2 separate regions of the Homo sapiens genome follow, and region 2 is linked to region 1. The links are chromatin loops, found by intact Hi-C in ENCODE. Cell type or tissue: CD4-positive, alpha-beta T cell. All regions are shown on one strand. Each heading gives the region's core, and the rest is flanking DNA. Links, peaks and the distances in the headings are about the cores only. Region 1 overlaps RABGAP1L (RAB GTPase activating protein 1 like). Region 2 overlaps RABGAP1L (RAB GTPase activating protein 1 like).

Region 1 (11,718 bases), core at 1,221-9,220:
TCAAGATAAGTGAATCCATCTTTGAAAAATGTTTTTCTGGCTGGGTGTGGTGGCTCACACCTGTAATCCCAGCACTTTGGGAGGCCAAGGCAGGTGGATCACTTGAGGTCAGGAGTTCAAGACCAACCTGGCCAACATGGTAAAACCCTGTCTCTACTAAAAATACAAAAATTAGCTGGGTGTGGTGGCACATAACCTGTAGTCCCAGCTACTCAGTAGGCTGAGGCAGGAGAACCTCTTGAACCTGGGAGGCAGAGGTTGCAGTGGGCAGAGATCGTGCCACTGGACTCCTGCCTGGGTGACAGAGCAAGACTCCGTCTCAAAAAAAAAAAAAATTTTTTTTCTGCCATAGCAAATAAACTTACATTTTATTATTTTTTCATATCCCAAAAACTGTGTTGGCTTTTGGAAATAGTATGTTATGAAATAATGTGCTTTTAAGGAATAGTAATAGACACAAGGATGGTTTATATATGCCTATGATAACTTAATGATAAACTTCAGAAGTCTTCCACTTTCTCTTTGAGCTTGGATAATCCAGAGAGTTCATTGTTATAGGATGGTGAAGATGCAAAACTAAATCCTTTTGGCTTCTCAAGCAATATAGCTAATAAGGAGTGGGCGATTTCTAACAATGCTGGTCTGCTAGAGTCCCTTATACTTAACCCTTGGGGGAAGAATATGCTTTAGGAACACTAAGAATTTCTAGTATGTTTACTGGTGATCTTCAGAGTTTTCAAGAAACTTTCATTAATTTTTAGAAAGTTTTCTTTTCTGTTTAAGTATTACTGAGAAAATTACCTGACACTAATATGTTTCTATATCATCTAGAATGCATCTGCTTTTTGAAAATTTGATTTGTGTACTAGAGTAGAGCAAGGATCTGCAGACTGTGGTTTATAGGCCAAATCTGGCTCACTGCCAGTTTTTGTAAACCAAGTTTTATTGGAACACAACCACACCTGTTTATTTATTTATAGTGTATGGCTGGTTTTGTATGACATTTGTAGAGTTGAGAAATTTCAACATAGACCATGCGACCTGCAAAGCCTAATATAGTTACTTTCTGGCAATTTACACTAGAAGTTTGCTGACCCCTGTGCAAGAGTATAACCTAAGATAGTTTTTTAAGCGCTGAAAGAAATGCAGTCTGTTTGGCCAGCTGTCATTTATCACTGACAAGATTTTGTTTTTAGTTTGACATTTAAAAATTTGAAATTTTCCACTACAAAGATAAAATTGGATGTGATGAGTAAAGGAGGGAAGCACAAAACCTTCAAATATCCATATTTTCTTTCTCAGATCTTCATTATGGACAACATAGATATTTAAACATTTTATCTGTAGGCATTTGAAAACTTGAATATGATAGCTGTCAACTCTTTTAAAAGAGGTATCCAAAAGAAAATATGTGAGAGTTGAGTGTGTTGTTGCTAATAAATTTGCACTGAGTCTTTTAGGAAAACATTTTCTCCTGACCCTTAAAAGTCTTTAAAAGCATGTGCCAAGAATTCATCATAGCAGCAGACAACACCCAAAATATTGAGCTAGGGTTTATAAAGCCGCCTCCCTCCTCGTCATTTTTTCCTTTAAAGCTTAGTTTCTTTACTTTTAATTAACAGTTCACATTTCTCTGGTTTCTCATCTTGAAATAAATGACGTTCACAATCCCTTGAACCGCTTCACCCAGACTTCAGCCCCCAGGTACACATGAGATCCAGGATCCATTTTTCTTTTGCATTGCCCTGCCCAGCAATTTCATTCTTTTGTCTGAAGATGAACTATTTTGCAAGATTTCTGACCTTGTCATATAAGGAAGTTCCTTCCACCCAGCTTTAACAACACAGTATCAACACCTCACACCGTAGTTCCTTAATAGTCCCACATACAGCATTTTAGTCATTCATGCAAACTGTAAACAGCAATGTGGAGAGGGAGGAGTTTGAAGATATGAGTCTTCCTGAGTTGAGACTTGCCCACTGGCTACCTCAAGTATCTTTGTTCCATTGAATGTTTGCGGTCACAGAGAGAACTTAGAGTTATATGACACTCAAAGGAAAAGCAAAAGAGCATTAAGAAGTGTCTGTTTTTGTTATTGCCATTTCATAAATATTTTAGTAGGTGTTCAATTTCATTGGATATTCTTTTTTTTTAATTGTCTTTGTACCTATGATTGAAAACAGTAGTTGGTCTATGACTTTTGAGGAGGTAAGTTTTTTTTTTAATCTATGTATGTCTGTAACATCAGTGTCTGTCTCTTTGAAAAATGCAGTATCCTCCTCCCAAAAGTTACTAACCAAACTTTCCCAGCTGTACATCTCCTATCCATAAGGGGTGAAACTATGAGGACAGTTGTTATCTGCTTTTTGTTCAAACGGTGTCAGTTGTGTGAGATGGGGAGTATATGTTTCAGACAGTGTGATGTGAGTTTTAAGAGTTATGTAAGCAGTGTCTCCTGTAATCTTTTCTGAAAGGCAAGAGGGAGCCAGTTTGCCTGTTTTGTTTACAGGCTTTGAGCATTTAGCACATCTGCTTGTGCAAACTTACAGCATGTGAATTTCTCTGGGCTGACTGAGGTTATTGGGGCTGACTTTAAGTCTGTCTTCCATGGGCAACCCTTGTCAACATTTCAAAATGAACCAAGCAGGGTTACTGCCTTTTCCAAGACCATCAAAACCAAACTCTCTTCTCCATTCTAGTATACAGGCAAACTTTTTCTAGAATTGGTCAGTATTGAAAACAGTTTTGGCTCCTTGAGAAGAACTGTAAAAGACAGCCACGTTAATATAAGCTCTGTTTAGCCCTCAGTAGGTAAGTGTGGGCAAGTTCTTTGTAGAAAATCTCCATCTCAGTAGCAGGGTCTCACTGTAGTGCTCAGTAGCACTCACCCTGGGTTCATACTTTGGAGGATGATACTGCATTTTTGGCCCCGTAGCTTGCTTTCCCACTTGTCTGTGAGTGCAGAGCAGGAGTCTGACACTTCCCACTGTGCTGCTTGCTTTGCAGACACTAAATTGAAGCTTCTTGCTAAAGCAAAAGCCAGTAGGCGTGCCCTCTAGGCTATTTTGCTTTGCAGGGACTCTGAGACACTCAGTTTCTCCCAAATCTTTTCCCACCCTTGCCCTTGCCCCTTTAGCTGTGTGTCTGTAAGGAAGGGTTTCAGTTGCAACAGTCATTGTAATGAGAAGTTACTAGTCAGAATTTCAGCTGAACTCACACCTCTTTCTTATATAACAGATAATCCATCAGACATTTATCTCTAATCAACAGTGAAGTAGCTACCTGGTATGATTTCTAAATACTTGAACAAAGTACTTTTCCATGAACATCCTATGACTTTACTTGGAGGTTACTTTAACTCAATTCTAAGCATGTAATTGTAACCTGAAAAACTGGTAGTGGCAACATTTTCACTTGTGCCAAATGAATGTAATGTACATAATAGTCGAGGGAGCTTTTTGTACTTTGGGGTTATACAAGTACAATTTCAATAGCAATAGGATACTTAACTCAGGAATACCTATTGAAGTAGTCTTATCTTAGTTTCTTGAAGATATTTATCAAGAAATGAGAAAAATCTCTTCCCTGGCTAAGCAGCCTGCATTGTGAAATATGTCATGTTGAAATTGTGCTGGTATTGTTACTCTTTCCTGGCTGGGAGGAAATTTATTGAAAAAGCTTCTCAAATCTTTTTTTTTAATCTAAGTTTCCTATATGTTTTTTTTCCATGAAAAGGAGTAATAGATATATCAGAAATAAAGGCTAACTCTCCAGCCCCTGCTAGAAATTGTGTTGCTTAGGCAAAGATTCAAAGATTTCATTGTAGAAGCTCTGGCTTTTTAGAAATTTGTTTTTTAGTCTCCACATTTATTATGCTTCTGTGGGAGGGTGTAACTTCTGTAGATTGAGGGGAACAGACAGAATCTGATGAGTACAAGTTGCCTCTACAAGAGCATTCACAGTCTTCTCAGGAACATCTAGGGAAAGAGTTCCTCACAAGGCACCACTTCTGAGGGGTTACATTATATCTTGGTCAAAAAGGAGGATCCAATATGGTTTTGTGTAGAATATGACCTTCTAACAGAAGTGGACTTAAATTTTTTTTTCTCATTTTGGCATCTTATCCCTTCCAATGGAATTAAAATTCTGAATTCCTTTTTTTCTTAATAAAACTATTTTTTAAATCCTATTACAAATATATATTCATTGTAGAAAACTTGAAAACATTTTTAAAAGAACAAGGACAACAATAAAGAAAATTCACTACCTACAGTTAATATTGGTTGTTTATATTGTTACAATGAGATTCTCCAATTATTTATTGGGGTTTTTTTCCCCCCTACAAGGAAGGCAGCGTAAGCATTTCCTGTTATTATATTTTCTTTCTTTCTTTTTTTTTTTTTTGACACAGGTTCTCACTCTGTCACCCAGGCTAGAGTGCAGTGGCATGATCATAGTTCACTGCAGCCTTGACTTCCTGGGTTCAAGTGATTCTCCAACCTCAGCCTCCCCAGTAGCTGGGATCATGTGTGCACACCACACCACCCAGCTAATTTTTTTTTTTTTTTTTTTTTGAGATGGAGTCTCACTAACTCTGTCACCTAGGCTGAAGTGCAGTGGTGCAATTCTGGCTCACTGCAAGCTCTGCCTTTCAGGTTCAAGCAATTCTCCTGCCTCAGCCTCCCGAGTAGCTGAGATTACAGGTGTGTATCACCACACCCATCTAATTTTTGTGTTTTGTTTTAGTGGAGATGAGGTTTCACCATGTTGGCCAGGCTGGTCTTGAACTGACCTCAAGTGGTCCACCCACCTCAGCCACCCAAAGTGCTGGGATTACAGACATGAGCCACTGTGCCCAGCTGTACCCAGCTAATTTTTAAAAATTTTTTTGTAGAGATGGGGTATTGCCATGTTGCTGAGGCTGGTCTTGAATTCCTGGGCTCAAGCAATCCTCCGGTCTCAGGCTCCCAAAGTATTGAGATTACAGTCATGAGCCACTGCACCCAGCCTTCTCCAGTATTTTAACACTGAGTAGAATTCTATTGTGAATTTATTTAAAGTATTAAAGTGATTTGGGATTGTTTTTATCTTTTTTAGTCGATATGTTTTTCAATAATGTTTTAACATTCTCCAACTATTCTTATTTTTTTCCAAAAAAAAAAAAAAAGACAGAAATGGGCCCTGGTGGCTGGTATAATCAAGGTGCGGTTTTGTCCTTTAACTTCTCTGACAGCCTTCCCTGTTTATGGATCCTCTGCCTCTGTGAAAGCCTCAGACTTTGCCCTTACCATGTGTTTCTTAGCCCTTGTTTTAAAAAACAGGAAAAAGAAAGAAATTGTCTTCTCTTTCAATATAACAAACACCAGGTTGTTATATAGAAGATACAATTAACTTCACATTACCTGGTATGCTATGATAAACTATCTTCCAAAACATATATTTGTCTTCTAGTTTTTTGTCACTGCTTTGTCTGAGTTTTTGCCACCTTTGCAGAAAACACTGTTAGACGTGTAAATCTGAAAAACAGGAAGGTCTCATGACATTAGTCTTTCCTGTCAGCTCTCTTTTGAATCTCCTATAACTGTTAACAGTAGCAAAGAAAGCAATTTTGATACTTTGGAATGGAAGACATGAAATAGCTATTCTGAAAATAGTTGTGAACATACCAAGTTCATAGTGTTTAGTTAAGGAAAGGCCTTGCTTCATAAGAATTAGTGACTTGGTTTTTTTTTTTTCTTTCTTTTTGTTTGTTTGTTTGTTTCGTTTTTTTGTTTGTTTTTTTATCATGTAACTTTGTTTCAGATTTTTCAAGGTTGGGAGCAGAAATCCTCAGTAATTTATTTTACCCAGAATGTTTTAATCTGAAATTTTTTAAAAAACAAAAAAACTAGATATCTTATGACTGTTGCTCTCACACAAAAATAGGTGTTCAGAAAAGTAAATATATTCTTACTCAAAGAATAAAAATGTCAGCTGTTAGCAAAGTCATGAACCCATGTGTCATGATTCTTGATTTAGAGCTCTTAAATATACTCAATATGAACCCTGTCTTAGAAAAACAATTTGAAGAAATGTCTGGTGGTTTTCCCCTGTTTCATTCCTACTGTGTCTTGTGGTTTCTCTTGAGGTCAAGGGTGAGACTACCGTGCATGTTTCAAATAAAGAATTGTTTGTGTCTGTGTTCTAGATCTATGTAAAAACCTCACAGGATTGGGGGGGATATGCTCAGAAAGTTTGTTCTTTGTGGCACATTTTTTATAATGAAGTTCCATCTTGAGAGTTTAAGGGACCAGTTTCACCGGGTAGAGAACCGCATCTGCATTGCTAGCTAAACTCACTGTTGTTTCCCAGACAGCAATCCTGCCTTCCTGTGCCACTTGCGCCTTCTCCTTTTTACACCTTTGAAAGTTCACTTTGTTGCTTGTTTTTCCTCACCAGTTCTGTTCGTTTCTGTATGTCCAGACACTAATGCCCACCTCTGGCTATTGTTCTTCTGCAGAGGGAGAACCGAAGATTACAGGAGGCCAGCATGAGGTTGGAACAAGAGAATGATGACCTTGCCCATGAACTAGTAACAAGCAAAATTGCTCTACGGAATGACTTGGATCAGGTAATCCTTAGAAATGAGACTGTGATGACTTCCTCAGGGCAAAGACCGATTTGCCCTCATCACCGCCCCCACAAACTTGCTTTGTTCTTGACTTTGTTCTTGAGGAATGGACAAGTGGCAGGGACAGTCTGTTAATTGGAGACCATGGAAAACATAAGCCTTTGAGAAAGGTTTGGGTCATTTCTAAATAGCATGTGTGACATACTTTCTTTATACCTCTAAACTCTGTTATGTCTTTGTTGATACCTTTCCTGAACCAATGGCTGTCAGCATAATTATCTGAGAACATCAGTCACCAAGAATATGCCTGTACTAATGCCACTCTAACAGTAGATGCCTTACTTTTTGTTCCAGTAAGAATTATTCTCCATAATAAATGTGAACTTTTACATGAAGTACCTACATTAAGAGTTGGATTGTTAGATTGATAGGCATCTGAGTGGCTGAGAGCCAGACTGCCTGATTGTGAATGCTGGCACCACCACTGTGAACCATATGACCCTGGACAGTTCTTAAGCTGTCTATAGGTATAAAAAGGTGTCTATCTCATAGAGATGATATAACAATTAAATAAGTAAAACACTTCGATAGTATGTGTTCATTAAATGTTAGATGTAGCTGAGAGAGCTGGCACTAAAGGGAATTCAAAAACAAAAACAAAAACTGTGTTGTTTGGGACACAGGATATGGAAGGTAGAAAAAGCTGCCCAGAGAATGGTTTTTTAAAAAGTTGTGGCCCTGTTAACCACAAACCTCATTCAGCCCACCCATTTGGAAGCTGTGAGAAGTGGTATGAGAAATATGTGACTAGGAGAGTCAGAACCAAAGAAGGTAGCCGGATCTCCATTCAATCAGGGTCAATTCAGCCTTACCTCAGTGGTCATATTTTTGTATTCATGAGACTGTTGAGATAAGTCAGTGCTATAATGAAAGTCTTGGTTCTATGTTAACTTTCCAAATGGTCTTGATTCACACTTGATTCTGCCATTTTGAATCTTTTATCCATTAATAATTTTCTTATGATGGCTGACTAAATGAAACAATTTTTAAACAGTTGGATTCAGTGGGGATGCAGTGAAATGAGCTAAGGAGAGTTTCAAAGTTGTTTGGCAAATGTAGTTGGTAATATGTGTTAAGACGTTAAAAGGTTTAAGCAATAATAAAATTAAATTTTACTATGTACCCACTATGTGCCAAGCACTAAATAAAGCAATTTATAAACATCATCTCATTTAATCTCCCTAATGACTCCAGGAAGCAGTTATTATTTTAATCCTCCATTTCATGAATGAGGAAACTATATAGATGAGGAAACTAGAGATCCTCTGACTTGTAAAGCTATCCTAAAAAAAAAAGATCTGTTTAAAAAAAATGTATATACAAGGTTGTTTACTGCAGTGTTACTTATAAGAATGAAAAATAGAAATATTATTTTATCTATGTTCACTAGTAGGGGAGAATGACAGTTTGACTGTAAAATGTCTTTCTGGAATAATTTTTGTTAATGGGAAAATAATGATAAAGTATTTTTTTAAAAAATACTTTTTTTTTTCTGTAAACAGTAAACATTTATAATGTTTGCATCTAAATTTCAAGGGCTACTGGCTGGCATTGGGTCATCCTATAGGGAAGGGGACCATAGTATACCTAGATAGGGAAGAAGCCCACAAGGAAATACATCAAAATGTTACTGCTAGGTATCTCTGGGTGATAAGATTAAATATAATTTTTATATTCATCTTTATAGTTTTTTCCCATTTAGAATTTATAGAAAGACCCTAAATTACTTAACCACCATAGGTTAACTAAAAATGAGCATTGGAACTTTTAAAAATCAGAAAAATAATGAACATTATAATATGCATATTATATATGAATATAATACTAAATAATATATATAACTTTAATAATCAGAAAAAAATTATTATCTTAAAAATCATTTCTTCACCAAGAGAACCCTTTATGTGAGTCAGTCTGGAGTGACTGCCATTATAGGTATTCCTGAAGTAATTGATTATTGAGTACCAGGGTAGCTCATGATGTGAGTGCTAGAACAGCCCCTGAAGAAAAGGTTCCATCAGACCTTCATTCTTCCTCTGCCTTCTCTCTTCCCTCCTTGACTCTCTTTCCCTCTCTTTTAAGAAAAGTAAATATGACCTGGACCCTCCCTTTGGGAGCTTTTTATCTAGATGAAAGAATCTAGATGAAAGAATAAAAACTGCTGTTTCATGCATATTTCCTCCTAACTTCTGATTTTGCAGTTTCCTCCTCATTGGGGTTTATTTGCTTACCAAAAAGCTGTCCCTGCAGTTGAAGTGACCTGCCCCACCAGTCTTCTAGGAAGGGCCCTAGCCTGAGAGTGAAAAGTACTGGCTTTGCAGGCCTTCACCTAGTTTGCCCAGTACTTTCCCATTCCCAGTTCATGAAAATCAGATCTCTTAATTAAAATAGCAAAACACTGGCAAACTTTAAACAAATATAAAAGTAGATTGTATTTAAGACAATATGTAAGCAAACAAACACTAATTAGGAAATTAGGTTCTTTGCAAAAATAAATCATTTCTTACTCTGACCATTTTAGTGCTAATTTCAGGCTTCCTGGGCACCAAAGGCTCTTCAGCTTTTCCCTCTGGCAGAGCCTTCCTCTCTTGAGAACTCGCCCTCTCTCGGATTCCTTAAATAAAGATTTCTCAGTGATTAGAAGTGAAAAAAAGGTGCAACATCTCCATTTCAGTTTCTGTTTGCTATCTGCTTTCAGGCCTTTCCTGTCCTTCCCTATTTGCAAGGAACAAAAGAGAAGAGACATGATTAGTACTGTCCTGCTGAGGACCAGGGGTCTAGGTTCCCTCTCACCATAGCAAGTTCTGTTAGACCAGAAGCTACATGGACTAAGTGGAAAATTATTTTGTTTTATTTTAAGTTGAACAACTGGCCTGGTTAGTTCTTTCAGAAATCATTTATCAGAGATCCTCATTTCTGATATTAGGGCTGAGTCTTTTCTGAGGTTATTGGTTGATTCATGATTAAATCACACATTGCAATGCTTGTTTCTCTCATACATATATAGCAGAAGCCTTAGATTGCAATTAGAACTTTCAGTATCAATGAGACATTATAAGATATTGTTAAGTATTTAGACTTGATAATGACAGTGTTTCAATCTTATCAAATTATGGTGAAGGCTGTCTGGTGCAGTGGCTCACGCCTGTAATCCTAGCACTTTGGGAGGCCGAGGCAGGTGGATTGCCTGAGCTTAGGAGTTCGAGACCAGCCTGGGGAACACGGTGAAACCGAGTCTCTATTAAAAATACAAAAAATTAGCCAGGTGTGGCGGCATGCGCCCGTAATCCCAGCTACTAGGGAGGCTGAGACAGGAGAATCTCTTGAACCTGGGAGGTGGAGGTTGCAGTGAGCCAAGATCGCACCATTGTACTCCAGCCTGGGTGACAGAGCGAGACTCTGTCTCAAAAAAAAAAAAAAAAAAAAAAAAATTATGGTGAAGGCTTTATAATTTGGGCTCAAAGGTAGAATTTGAAAGGCTTTATAATTTGGGCTCAAAGGTAGAATTTGTGTTTAGCATTTCATTCATTAACATTAAAATTAATTCCTACTTAAGTGAGGTATAGTGGTTGGCTGTACAAAAATTCAAAAGACCACTGTTAGAGGGATACTCAAGTTATTTCAGATCTGGCCCTACTTTGATGAACAGAACAATTGCTCCTACTTTTCTGTTTAACATAAGAGGAGAAACTGTGAATTAAGCTTCCTGGAAAACTGGACTCTTCCCTATAGGACCCACAACAATTGCTGCAGATGTTGTATATGGTAACAGTAGAAATAAGTGAAGTTGCCTTAATCTTGACCTAATGAAGACTGTTCAGCAGAAAATGTGCAAATAAAAATAATAGGTCTTCTTAGCATAAACATTTAGGTGTTTTTGAAAAAAATTCCTCGGGGAAGTGTTTTTCCCCCTTTTCTTTTCTTTTTCTTTCATTTCTTTTTTTTTTTTTTTTCTTTGAGACAGTCTAGCCCTGTAGTCCAGGCTGGAGTGCAATAGTGCGATCTTGGCTCACTGCAACCTCTATCTCCTGGTTTCGAGCAATTCTCCTGCCTCTGTCTCCTGAGTAGCTGGAATTACAGGTGCCCAAAACCATGCCTGGCTGATTTTTGTATTTTTAATAGAGACGGGGTTTCACCATGTTGGCCAGGCTGATCCCGAACTCCTGGCTTCAGGTGACCCACCCACCTCAGCCTCCCAAAGTGCTGGGATTACAGGCGTGAGCCACCGCGCCTGGCCAGCATTTACTTTAAAACATTTTCATAAAATGTTAAAATTTTAGATGGCTCTCCAAGAGACCAAACTGAAAAAAAAACATTTATTTCAGTATCATGATGAACATTATGAAAGGATCAGTCTGTTCACAAAGTGGAAATTGCTGTGGGTCCTGTAAGAGGAAGGCTTAGTTGCAGTCTTCTTTATTAGCAGGGCTCAAACATTCTGGGGTAGAACTTGAACCAGTGGGCTGCAGTTACAGGGAGAGAGTTGGTTCAGTTTTTAAGAACACTGAAATGAGCAGTACAATTGTTTTTTGTTTTTTTTTTTTTTTTTTTTTTTTTTTGAGACGGAGTCTCGCTCTGTCGCCCAGGCTGGAATGCAGTGGCAAGATCTCGGCTCACTGCAAGCTCCGCCTCCTGGTTTCACGCCATTCTCCTGCCTCAGCCTCCTGAGTAGCTGGGACTACAGGCACCTGCCACCATGCCCGGCTAATTTTTTTTGTATTTTTAGTAGAGACAGGGTTTCACCGTGTTAGCCAGGATGGCCTCGATCTCCTGACCTCGTGATCAGCCTGCCTCGGCCTCCCAGGGTGCTGGGATTACAGATGTGAGCCACCGCACCCGGCTGTACAGCTGCTCTCAAAGTGCCACTCTGTGCCTATCTGTCAGAGACTTTGGGGAGGGTCTCCCTGCTTTGTGAGTAACCTCAGTCAGTCATCTGGCTTGGGGCTCTAGAATGGAAGCTTTGTGCTTCCATGGTTTATTTATTTTTCTCTTTTTGTTTTCTTTTAAAATGCCGTACTTTATGCCACATCCTTTCATGATGTACATCA
Region 2 (11,718 bases), core at 2,594-10,593, 60 kb before region 1:
ATGAGGGAAACTACCCCCATGATTCAGTTATCTCCACCTGAGCCCTCCCATGACACCTGGGGATTATGAGAACTACAATTCAAGATGAGATTTGGGTGGGGACACAGCCAAACCATATCAGGTTACAACATGCTCCTTTAGCTTAGTGAAGTTCATTACCACCCACCTTCTGAAGCCTACTTCTGTCATTTCAGCCATCTCAGCCTCAACCTAGTTCTGTGTTCTTGCTGGAGAAGTGTTAACGGTCATTTGGAAGAGAACAGACTCTCTGGCTTTTTTGAGGTTTTAGCATTTTTGCATTGATCGTTTCTCATCTTTGTGGGCTTATCTACCTTTGATTTTTGAGGTTGCTGACCTTTGAGTGAGGTTTTTGTGGGGTCTTTTTTGTTGATATTGTTGTAGTTTTCTGTTTGTTTTTCTTTTTAACAATCAGGCCACTCTATCTATCGTAGGACTGCTGTGGTTTGCTGGGGGTCCAATCCAGACCCCAGTTGCCTCAGTTTTTCCTGTACCTGGAGGTATCACCAGTGTAGGCTGAGAAAAAGCAAAGGTGGCAGCTAGCTCCTTCCACTGGAAGCTCCATCCTAGGGGGATACTGACCTTTTGCCAGCCCACACACACCTGTAGGAGGTGGCTGAAGACCCACATTGGGAATTGTCACCCAGTCAGGAGGAACGGGATGAGGGACCCACCCAAAGAAGCAGTCTGGCTGCTTTTTGGTAGAGCAGGTATGCTGTGTTGGAGGAGGTCCCTTCCTTGTTTGGACCACCTATATTCTCCATAGCTGGCAGACTAGAGCAGCTGACTTGACTGAACCATAGAGGTGGTGGCTGCCTCTCCCCCCCAGGAACTCAGAGTTGTCTCTGATGGACTCTAATCCACTGCCATTGGCTGGCTGGGATTCCACGCCAGTCGGTCTTAACTTGTGAGGTGCTGTGGAAGTGGGGCCCACAGAACGTCGCTGCTTGACTCCCTGGATTCAGCTCCCTTCCTAGGGATATATACAGATGGATTTCCCACCTTTCTGGGAATCCTGGGGCTGGTGTATTTAAAACTCCTGGGTCTCTGCATGTACCTAAGTGGCTACTCTGCCGTGACTCCACATAGCTCTGTGTATCAGACCCAAGGCCCTGTTGGCATGGTCTCATGAGGGGACTCTCCTGATAGGTGAGTTGCAAAGATCTGTGGGAGAAGTGTGGTTTCCCAGGTGGGGTTGCACAATCACTGTTTCCCTTGGCTGGGGGTGGAGTTTCTTTTGGCTCTATGCCACTCCTGGGTGGGCTGTCACTGCCCTGCCTGCCCCACACTACTTTTCTTTGTTCTCTCTGGGTCAGGTGGTTTGCCTAGTCAGTCCCAGTGTAACCACCTGGATATTTCGGTGCTGAATTCACTCTTCCTTTTTCATTCGTCTCCATGAGTGTAATGGACCACAGCTGTTTCTAATCGGCCATCTTGGATTGATCTCTGAAGCTAATCTAAAAGGTGAGGAAACTAAGGTTATGGGAAGTTAAGGAAACTGGCTAAGACATCAGGACTCAGTGACAAAGCTGGGATTTATATTTCAAATTCAGCAGCTGTAATTTTTTTTCCATTGTGTGCATCTTCTAAAATAAATAATCCTGTATATTAGAGATATAGAGGCAACAGACCAATTCTTGTTTCCTGGAGAGTTTGGGAAACTTCCTAGAATTCCAAGACACACAAGTACCATAAGTGTAAATATCCTTCCAAAGCCATTTGCCTTCACCTGGGTGCCTAAAGCTTCAATGCCCAGATATGCCATAGAAATACAGATCATTCTGTAGCTGGAGTTGTCCCATTACAACTCTGGGTTTATGAAATGTGCATCTGGTGAAATACATGAGCCTTTGTCTTCAGATTATGAGTGGAATGTGATAATATAAAGAGAAACTTCTTTTAATACAGATAATGCATTTTTCTTTATCACAGACCTTCCACAAATTCTGCTGTTCTATTTGGGTATTTGACAATGGACTTTGTAATGTATGACAGTGCATATGGGAAAATAAAATGTTCATGTGGGGTATGGGGAAAGAGAATTCTCAGCAAATGAATTGGAATTATAATATAAAGCAGTATAGCATTAGGATTTGAATATAAAATCATATAAAGCCATATAACACTGGATATAGGTGGTTAAGAAGTGGATAAAAAAATTTCATGGCTGAGTGCGGTACTAACGCCTGTAATCCCAGCACTTTGGGAGGCTGAGGCGGGTGGATCACCTGAGGTCGGGAATTTGAGACCAGCCTGACCAACATGGAGAAACATCATCCCTACTAAAAATACAAAATTAGCTGGACATGGTAGCGCATGCTTGTAATCCCAGCTACTTGGGAGGCTGAGGCAGGAGAATCGCTTGAAGCCGTGAGGTGGAGGTTTTGGTGAGCTGAGATCGCGCCATTGCACTCCAGCCTGGGCAACAAGAGCGAAACTCTGTCTCAAAAGAAAAAAAAAAAAAAAAAATTCCTAGGGAGATTTCTGATTTTAAAATGGTGACATGGAAGCAAGCTGCCTCCACTCTCCCCTCCCCCCACAGAAAACCAAAAACAAATATATAGCGCCAAGATTTTTGCTAGCAACAACTCTGAGCAGTCAGTAGGAGAACTGAACTTCCATATCCAAGGTTCTGCTCTCTCCCCCATTCTGCCTGGCAATAAGCTTGAGGAAAATCTTTCCCCAACTTAGAGTTTCTACACTAGAAAAACTGAGATTGAGGCCAGGTGTGGTGGCTCATGCCTATAATCCCTGTACTTTGGTGGCTAAGGTGAGAGGATCACTTGAGCCTGGGGGTTCAAGGTTCCAGTGAACTATGGTTGTACCACTGCACTCCAGCCTGGGTGACTGAACAAGACTATGTCTCTAAAACAAAAAGAGAGATTGAGACCATCAACCATCTTTTCGCACCATACTGGGTTACCTGGCAGGAGACCTGTTCTTGCCTTAACCCACAGGAAGCATCATGACTGCCTAAAGGGAGGAATATTCCCCCAAGGACAGGCAGACAAAGGGGAGAAATGGGACTATCATCCCTAGCTCTGAAAACTCTGCTTTGTAACTAGGCCAAAGGAGATGCCACATAAAAGTGGCTGTTCAGTAGCTCTATTCTATAGGAGGTACATTTCTTTCTTTCTTTTTTTCTTTTCTTTTTTTTTAGGGAGGAGGGGTGTCTTCCTCTGTCACCCAGGCTGGAATGCAGTGGCGTGAACACAGCTCACTGCAGCCTCAACTCCCTGGGTTCAAGCAGTCCTCCTACCTCAGCCTCCTGAGTATTGGGACTACAGGTGGGTGCCACCATGCCCAGCTAATTTTTAAAATTTGTTTGTAGAGACGGGGGTCTCACCATGTTGCCAAGGCTGGTCTCAAACTCCTGGGCACAAGGTATCCTCCTACCTCAGCCTCTCAACTTGCTGGGATGACAGGCATGAGAAGAGAGTGGTATATTTCATAGGTTCCTTGGACAGGAACCTCTAGCCAGCCTTCTCACACTGCTGGGATAATCTCTTTGGGAACTCCCTAGTTTGGGACAGGCAGCACTCCAATCATGCACTAGCGTCAAGGTGAACCTGGGCTTTAAGGTGCCACAAGAGCCAAAAAGGAGGAAGTGACCTAGTAGTAAAGATTTGCTAAGGAACTATATCTAATAAAAAACAAAACAAGCCAGACAGAAAATACTGAAATAAATAACTAATTCTTCAATGCAAATACTAGAATAAATAACTAATCCTTCAGTGCAAAAACCATGACCTTTCCAAAGAGACAGAGCAACAATTCAGTCACTAGCCTTAAGTGATGATTTGTAAGATCTGTGACCTAGCATTCAAAATGGCAATTTTAAGGAAACTCAGTGATCACCATCATAACAAAGAAGAGCAATTCAGAAATTTATCAGAGAAGTTTAGCAAAGATTGAAATAACAAAAAATTAAATGGAAATTTTAGAACTAAAGAATACCTTTCCTGAACAGAAGACTTCATTAAAGGCTCTCAACAGTAGAATGGACTAAACAGAGGAAAAAAAAAATCAGTGAGTTCAAAGACTGTCTGAAAATACACAGAGAAGTCTGGGTGTGGTGGCTCATGCCTGTAATCCCAGCACTTTAGGAGGCCAAGGTGGGTGGATCACTTGAGGTCAGGAGTTCGAGACCAGCGTGGCCAACGTGATGAAACCTCATCTCTACTAAAAATACCAAAATTAGCTGGACATGGTGCCGGGTGCCTGAAATCCCAGCTACTCAGGAGGCTGAGGCAGGAGAATCACTTGACCCCACAAGGTGGAGGTTGTAGTGAGCTGAGATCGCGCCACTGTACTCTAGCCTGGGTAACAGAGTGAGACTCTGTCTAAAAAAAGAAAAAGAAAAAGAAAAAAGAAAATACATGGAGGAGAATAAAGAAAAAGAATGAAAAGGAATAAAGATAGCCTACAATATATAGAAAATTGCCTCAAAAGACCAAATCTTAGAATTACTGGTGTTCAAGAGGGAGCTAAGCAGAACAAGGAAGGGGAAGAAAGCTTATTCATTTCCTTTGAGACAGGATCTCACTCTATCACCCAGGTCGGAGTGCAGTGGCCCCATCTCCACTCACTGCAACCTCTGCCTCCCAGGTTTGAGCCATTCTTCCACCTCAGCCTCCTAAGTAGCTAGGACTGTAGGCATGTGCCAACTCGCCTGGCTAATTTTTTTATTTTTTGGTAGAGACGGGGTTTCACCATGTTAGCCAGGCTGGTCTCGAACTCCTGACTTCAAGTGATCCACCCAATTCAACCTCCCAAAGGGCTGGGAATATAGGTGTGTCCACCATGCCTAGCCTAGAAAGCTTATTCAAAAAATAATAATAGGCTGGGTGCATTGGCTCATGCCTGTAATCCCAGCATTTTGGGAGACCAAGGCAGGCGGATCACATGAGGTCAGGAGTTCGAGACTAGCCTGACCAACAAGGTGAAACCCCATCTCTACTAAAAATACAAAAATTAGCGGGGTGTGGTGGCAGATGCCTATAATCCCAGCTACTGGGGAGGGTGAGGCAGGAAAATTGCTGGAATCTGGGAGGCAGAGGTTGCAGTGAGCTGAGATGGCGCCACTGCACTCTAGCCTGGGTGACAGAATGAGATTCCATCTCAAAAAATAAAAATTAATATAATAATAATAGTAATAGAAAACTTTCCAGGTACAAGAAAGCCTGAGATCACTAAACAGATTCAACCCAAATAAGATATCCCAAGGGATATAGTAAACTCTCAAAGATCAAAGATAAGGAGAGGATTTGAAAAGCAGCAAGAGAAAAGAAGTAAATAACATATGAAAGATCTCCAGTTTGGCTGGCAATAGACTTCTGAATGGAAAACCATATAGGCCATGAGGGGATGAAGTGACATTTTCAAAGTGCTCAAAGAAAAAAAAAAACTTGCATTCAAGAATACTGTACCCAGAAAAACTATCCTTCACATATGAAGGAGATATAAAATCTTTACCAGACAAGTAAAAACTGAATCATTCACCACCACCGGGCTTATCTTACAAGAAATAAAGGGAGCTTTCCCATTTGAAAGAAGAAAGCACTAATGGGTTAAAAAAAAAAAGTTTTCAAGATATAAAACCCACTTGTAAAATTAAGTATACGGATAAACCCAAAATACTCTGTTACTGTCATGTAACAATAGCTACAGCAGCCTGTTAAGAGATAGATAATGAAAAATATATAAAATCAGACAACTGAAAGTCAAAAGGGGGAGGCAGAGTAGAATTTTGTCATGTTTTTTTATTTTGCCTGTTTCTGTTCTTTTATTTGTGATCCAAGATAAGTTGTCTTTTTAATTTTTTTTTAAGATTGGGTCTCATCTGTCACCCAGACTGGACTGCAGTGGCATGATTATGGTTCACTGCAGCCTTGACCTTCTGGGCTCAGGTTATCCTCCCACCTCAGCCTCCCAAGTAGCTGGGACTGCAGGTGTGTGCCACCACACCTGGCTCATTTTTTTGTATTTTTTGTAGAGACATGGTTTTGCCATGTTGCCCAGGCTGGTCACAAACTCCTGGACTCAAATGATCCACCCACCTCGGCCTCCCAAAGTGCTGGGATTACAGACATGAGCCACAACACCTGGCCCCTATGTTGTCATCTTTTAAAAATAATTTGTTATATCTATAAGATGCTTTTTTTTCTCATGATAAGCACAGTGCAAAAAACCTATAATAGATTCACTAAAAATAAAAGCAACAAATTTACTACCTATTAGGTAGGAAGAAAGAAAGGAGTCTCAAAACAACCACAAGACAGGCAACAAGTGGCATTAGTAAATCCTTACTTATCAATAATAACACTGAGTATAAATGGTCTCAGTTCTCCAATTAAAAGCCATACAGTGGCTGAATGGGTAAAGAAACAAGACCCAGCTATATGCTGCCTTCAAGAAACCCATTTCACCTATCAAGACACACATAGACTTAATGTGAAGGGGTTGGGAAAATATATTCTATGCAACTGGAAATGAGCAGGAATAGCTACAATTATATCAGATAAAATAGTACACTAATCAAAGAATGTAAAAAGAGACAAGGTCACTATATAATGATAAAAGGGTCAATTAAGCAAGAGAATATAACAATTGTATATTTTTGCACTCAGCACCAGAGTTCCCAAGTATGTAAAGCAGATGTTAAATCTAAAAGGAGAGGTAAACTGCAATACAGTAATAGTAGGGGATTTTAAGCCCCACTCTCAGTAACAGATGATCCAGACAGAAAATTAGCAAAGAAACAGTAGAGTTAAACTACACACTAAATCTAATAGACCTACCTGACATTTATAGTACATTTCACCCAACTGCTGCAGAATACACATTCTCTTCATCAGCACATGGAATATTCCCCAGAATAGACCATATCTTAGACCACAAAACAAATCTGAACATATTTTTTAAAAAAGAAATCATATCAAGTATCTTTTCCAACCACAATGGAATAAAACTAGAAATCTGTAACATCAAAAATACACAAACACATTAAATAAGTAAGTTAAACAACATATTCTTTTTTTTTTTTTTTTTTTTTTTGAGAGGGAGTCTCACTTTGTTGCCCAGGCTGGAGTACAATGGTGCGATCTTGGCTCACTGCAACCTCTGCCTCCTGGGTTCAAGCAATTCTCCTGCCTCAGCCTCCTGAGTGGCTGGGATTACAGGTGCCCACCACTACACCCGGCTAATTTTTGTATTTTTTGTAGAGATGGGGTTTCACCATGTTGGTCAGGCTGGTCTCAAACTCCCGAACCTCAGGTGATCTGCCCACCTCGGCCTCCCCAAGTGCTGGGATTACAGACGTCAGCCACTGCGCCTGGCCACGAGATATTCTTGAACAACCAATGGGTCAATGAAAGTACTAAAAAGGGGCCGGGCACAGTGGCTCACACCTGTAATCCCAGCACTTTGGGAGGCCGAGGCGGGCAGATCACGAGGTCAGGAGATCGAGACCATCCTGGCTAACATGGTGAAACCCCATCTCTACTAAAAATACAAAAAAAAACCATTAACCAGGTATGGTGGTATGCGCCTGTAGTCCCAGCTAATTGGGAGGCTGAGGCAGGAGAATCTCTTAAACCCAGGAAGCAGAGGTTGCAGTGAGCCAAGATCGCGCCACTCTACTCCAACCTGGGCAACAGAGTGAGACTCTATCTCAAAAAAAAAAAAAAAAAGTACTAAAAAGGAAATTTTTTAAAAGGTTTTTTTTTGTTTGTTTTTGAGAGAAGGTCTTACTCTGTCACCCAGGCTTGAGTGCAGTGTCATGATCTCAGCTCACTGCAAGCTCTACCTCCCAGGCTCAAGTGATCCTCCCACTTCAGCCTCCCAAGTAGCTGGGACTATAGGTATGTGCCACCATACACCTGACTGATTTTTTTAAATATTTGTGGAGATGAAGTATCACTGTGTTGCTCAGGATGGTCTTGAACTGCTGAGCTCAAGCTATCCTCTCACTTTGGCTTCCCAAAATGCTAGGATTATAGGCATGAGCCACTGTGCCCATCCTAAAAATTTTTTGAAACAAATGGAAATGGAATAAAATAAATTAAAACTATGAGAACAATAGAAAAGATCAACAAAGTGAAAGTGGTTTTTATGGAAAGTTAAAATCGAAACTTTAGCTAGACTGAGAAAAAAATAGAGAAGACCCAATAAAATCAGAAACAAAAAAGGAAATATAACAATTGAAACCTCAGAAATACAAAGCATCGTTAGAGACTGTTATGAACAACCTGGAAAACCTAGAAGTGGAGGAATTCCTGAACACATACAACCTACCAAGACTGAACCATAAGAAATAGAAAACTTCAACAAACCAATAACAAGTAGTGAGATCAGCCGGGTGTGGTGGCTCATGCCTGTAATCCCAGCACTTTGGGAGGCTGAGGTGGGCAGATCACGAGGTCAGGAGATCGAAACCATCCTAGCTAACACGGTGAAACCCCGTCTGTACTAAAAATACAAAATATTAGCTGGGCATGGTGGCGGGTGTCTGTAGTCCCAGCTACTTGGGAGGCTGAGGCAGGAGAATGGCGTAAACCTGGGATGCGGAGCTTGCAGTGAGCTGAGATTTCGCGACTGCACTCCAACCTGGGTGACAGAGTGAGAGTCTGTCTCAAAAAAAAACACAAACAAACAAGTAATGAGATCAAAGCTGTAGTTTAAAGTCTCCCATCAAAGAGATGGAGATGCAAGGAGGGCTCAGTATATGCAAATAAATAAGTGTGGTACATCACATGGACAGAACCAATAACAAGAACCATTTGATTATTTCAATAGATGCCAAAAAAGCATTTGGTAAAATTCAGCATCCCTTTATGATAAAGCCCCTCATCAAAATGGAAGTAGAAGAAATGATTATGTACCTTAATAATAATGGAATTATTATACCTCAATAATAAAGACCATAAATGACAAACCCACAGGTAACATTGTACTGACTGGGAAAAGTTGAAGCCTTTCCTCCTAGGACCAGAACAAGACAAGGATGCCCACTTATACCACTTTTTTTCAACGTAACAGTGGAAGTCCTGGCCACAGCAATTAGGCAAAGGAAAGAAATAAAGGACATCCAAATTGGAAAGGAAGAAGTCAAATTAGCCTTGTTTGTAGATGACATGATCTTACTCATAGAAAAACCTAAAGACACCACCACAAAACTGATAGAACTGATAAACAAATTCAGTAAACTTGCAGCATACAAAATCAACATACAAAAATCATAATTGTAAGTCAGAGACGATCTGTGCAAGTATCTGTTTGAGTCCCTGTTTTCAGTTATTTTGGGTATATACCTAGGAGTGGAATTGCTTGCTTAAATCATAATTCTATATTTAACTATTAAGGAACCACCATACTGTTTTCACAGCAGCTCAACCATTTTACATTATCACCAGCAATGCAGAAGGTTCTAATTTCTCCACTCTTCACTAACATATGTTATTTTCCATTTTTTGATTCTAGCCATCCTAGTTTGTGTAAAGTGGCATCTCATTGTGATTCTGATTGCATTTCCTTAATGACTAATTATGTTGAGTATCTTTTCTCGTGCTTATTAGCCATTTGTATATCTTCTTTGGAGAAATATCTATTCAGATTTTTTACCTATTTTTAAATTTTTTTATTTTTATTGTCAAGTAAACTTTTTTATATATTATGGACAGCAAATCCTTATCAGCTATATGACACAGATATTTTCTTCCGTTTTGCAGGTTGTCTTTTCACTTTCAAGAAAGTGTTTTTGTTAAAAAAGTTTTAAACTTGCTTGAAGTCTCACTATTTTTGCTTTTTTTAAAGAAAGCAAACCTTTATGTAATAATGAGTGCAAACGGCTTTGTTGACACTTACAGAAATAATAGCTAAATTTAATGCAAATTTGTGTGAATTGAATAACTTTGTTACATTTTCTAAGCTTTATCTTTCTATGAAATAGGGTCCCATTCACCTATAAAGGATATTTTGGGATTTTTCACTAAAACTTATAAAATCTGAGAATGTGCTTAGGAGACTGGAGATAAATTTTGTGAGCCTATTATCTAGTTAGTAATGACACCATCTTATTAAATTTCAAGGTGTTAAATATAGCCCATTCAAATACTCGTATATGTAATCTAATTATTATTGTTATAGAAGTTAAAGCTCCCTTGCTGAACCTATGATTCTTCTAAGCTGCTGAACATAGAGACACATGACTGAGCAGTAGGAGGTGCTTATTGCTTCCAGAGTTGCACTATGCTTGCCTTGATGGCGTAGAATGGCCATAAAGATGACTGTGGAAACAGTGATTTCTAAACTCTTCTCAGAGTTTTGGATATGCTCCATATCCAAATGAAACAGATGACTGTGTTCTGTTCTGTAGATTTTACTACTTTTCTCTGCCAGTAGCCTCTCACATTTGTCACGCAATAGGAACCAAGCAAGAGAATCTGGACAGATCAGCTCACATCTATTGCCCTGTTAAAGTAACTCAAAGATATGCCCAAAGAATTGGATACTTGTTTCATCATTGGATAAGCTGGAACTGTCTATAAGTGGCTAGGATGTATCATGCCTTATCACAAGAAATAGCAGAAAAAAAATATATAGTCTTTGATTTCATTAAATTCCTTTGTTTGTTTGTTTGTTTGTTTATTTTTGGACACAGGGTCTCTCTCTGTCACCCAGGCTGGAGTGCAGTGGTGGTGCTAACATATCTCACTGCAGCCTTGAACTCTTGGCTGAAGCAATCCTCCTGCCTCAGCCTTCTGAGTAGCTGGGACTACCAGTGCATGCCACCATGCCCAGCTAACTTTTTCATTTTTTTGTAGAAATGGGGCCTCACTTTGTTGCTCAGGCTGTTCTTGAACTCCTGGCCTCATGTGATCCTCTCACCTTGGCCTCCTAAAGTGCTGGGATTGCAGGCCAGATGAGCCACTGCACCCAGCCAATTTCACAAAGTTTCAGTATTCTCAGAAAAGAACATACTCATATCTAGAAATGTCTTATGACTTAAAAAGCAAAGTATAACCATGTGCATATTAATAGGGCACAAAGTGAATCTGGTAGAGTGCCAGCTGTGTCTAATCTGATAAGTTTATTTCATATGGAAAATGTGTGTCAATCTTAGATGAGGCTAATTTGTTGAAAATAACTGAATTCTGGTCTCTTTTAGATTGTCAGAAAGGGATTCATTTAACAGTAAAATTTAATCCAGATATATGTAGTCATATGTTTTTAAACTTTTTAAACCCTGAAAATTATTGAAATATGTGCCATTTTAATAGTATCAGCTTCTGATTGCTTTTATTCCATCATCATGTGATATACTCCTCATTAAGCAGCACCAGTAACCAGAGTTTAATTATTGTGTAGCACTGTGTGAAAGCTTTTGTCTCTTTATCATATATGGCACAGACAGTACTCTTGGTTGTAAGTAGGGATATCCAGCATAGTTTACTGTCTACATGCTTATTTCTTTAGCTTTTTTTTTTTTTGAGATGAAGTCTCACTCTGTCGCCCAGGTTAGAGTGCAATGGCACAATCTCAGCTCACTGCAGCCTCCGCCTCCAAGGTTCAAGCAATTCTTCCACCTCTGCCTCCCGAGTAGCTGGGATTACAAGTGTATGCCACCACGCCTGGCTAATTTTTGTATTTTTAGTAGAGACAGGGTTTCACCACATTGGCCAGACTGGTCTCGAACTCCTG

What was found. Peaks named below come from ENCODE experiments on the same cell type or tissue, not always from the same donor. Only the 100,000 strongest peaks of a DNase experiment are listed, where the experiment ranks them.
Region 2: a loop joins it to region 1, with 2.3 times the contacts of the local background. A loop is called at or near these places in 8 of 110 quality-filtered maps.

Annotation. Positions count from the first base shown.
Region 1 is chr1:174,962,778-174,974,495 of GRCh38, forward strand. RABGAP1L (RAB GTPase activating protein 1 like) reads left to right here. Exons shown (of 26, transcript NM_001366446.1): 21 at 6,500-6,610. Among named protein-coding and RNA genes, the nearest start is that of RABGAP1L-AS1, 14 kb to the left of the region's middle. In CD4-positive, alpha-beta T cell, for the core only: no CTCF peak of the experiment used is centred there; DNase peaks (open chromatin) are centred at 1,934, 2,494, 4,494, 6,144 and 2 weaker places; H3K4me3 peaks cover 5,239 bases; H3K27ac peaks cover 6,274 bases.
Region 2 is chr1:174,901,487-174,913,204 of GRCh38, forward strand. The region is part of intron 19 of RABGAP1L (RAB GTPase activating protein 1 like); the gene reads left to right. Among named protein-coding and RNA genes, the nearest start is that of RABGAP1L-AS1, 47 kb to the right of the region's middle. RefSeq lists an enhancer at 410-911. In CD4-positive, alpha-beta T cell, for the core only: no CTCF peak of the experiment used is centred there; no DNase peak of the experiment used is centred there.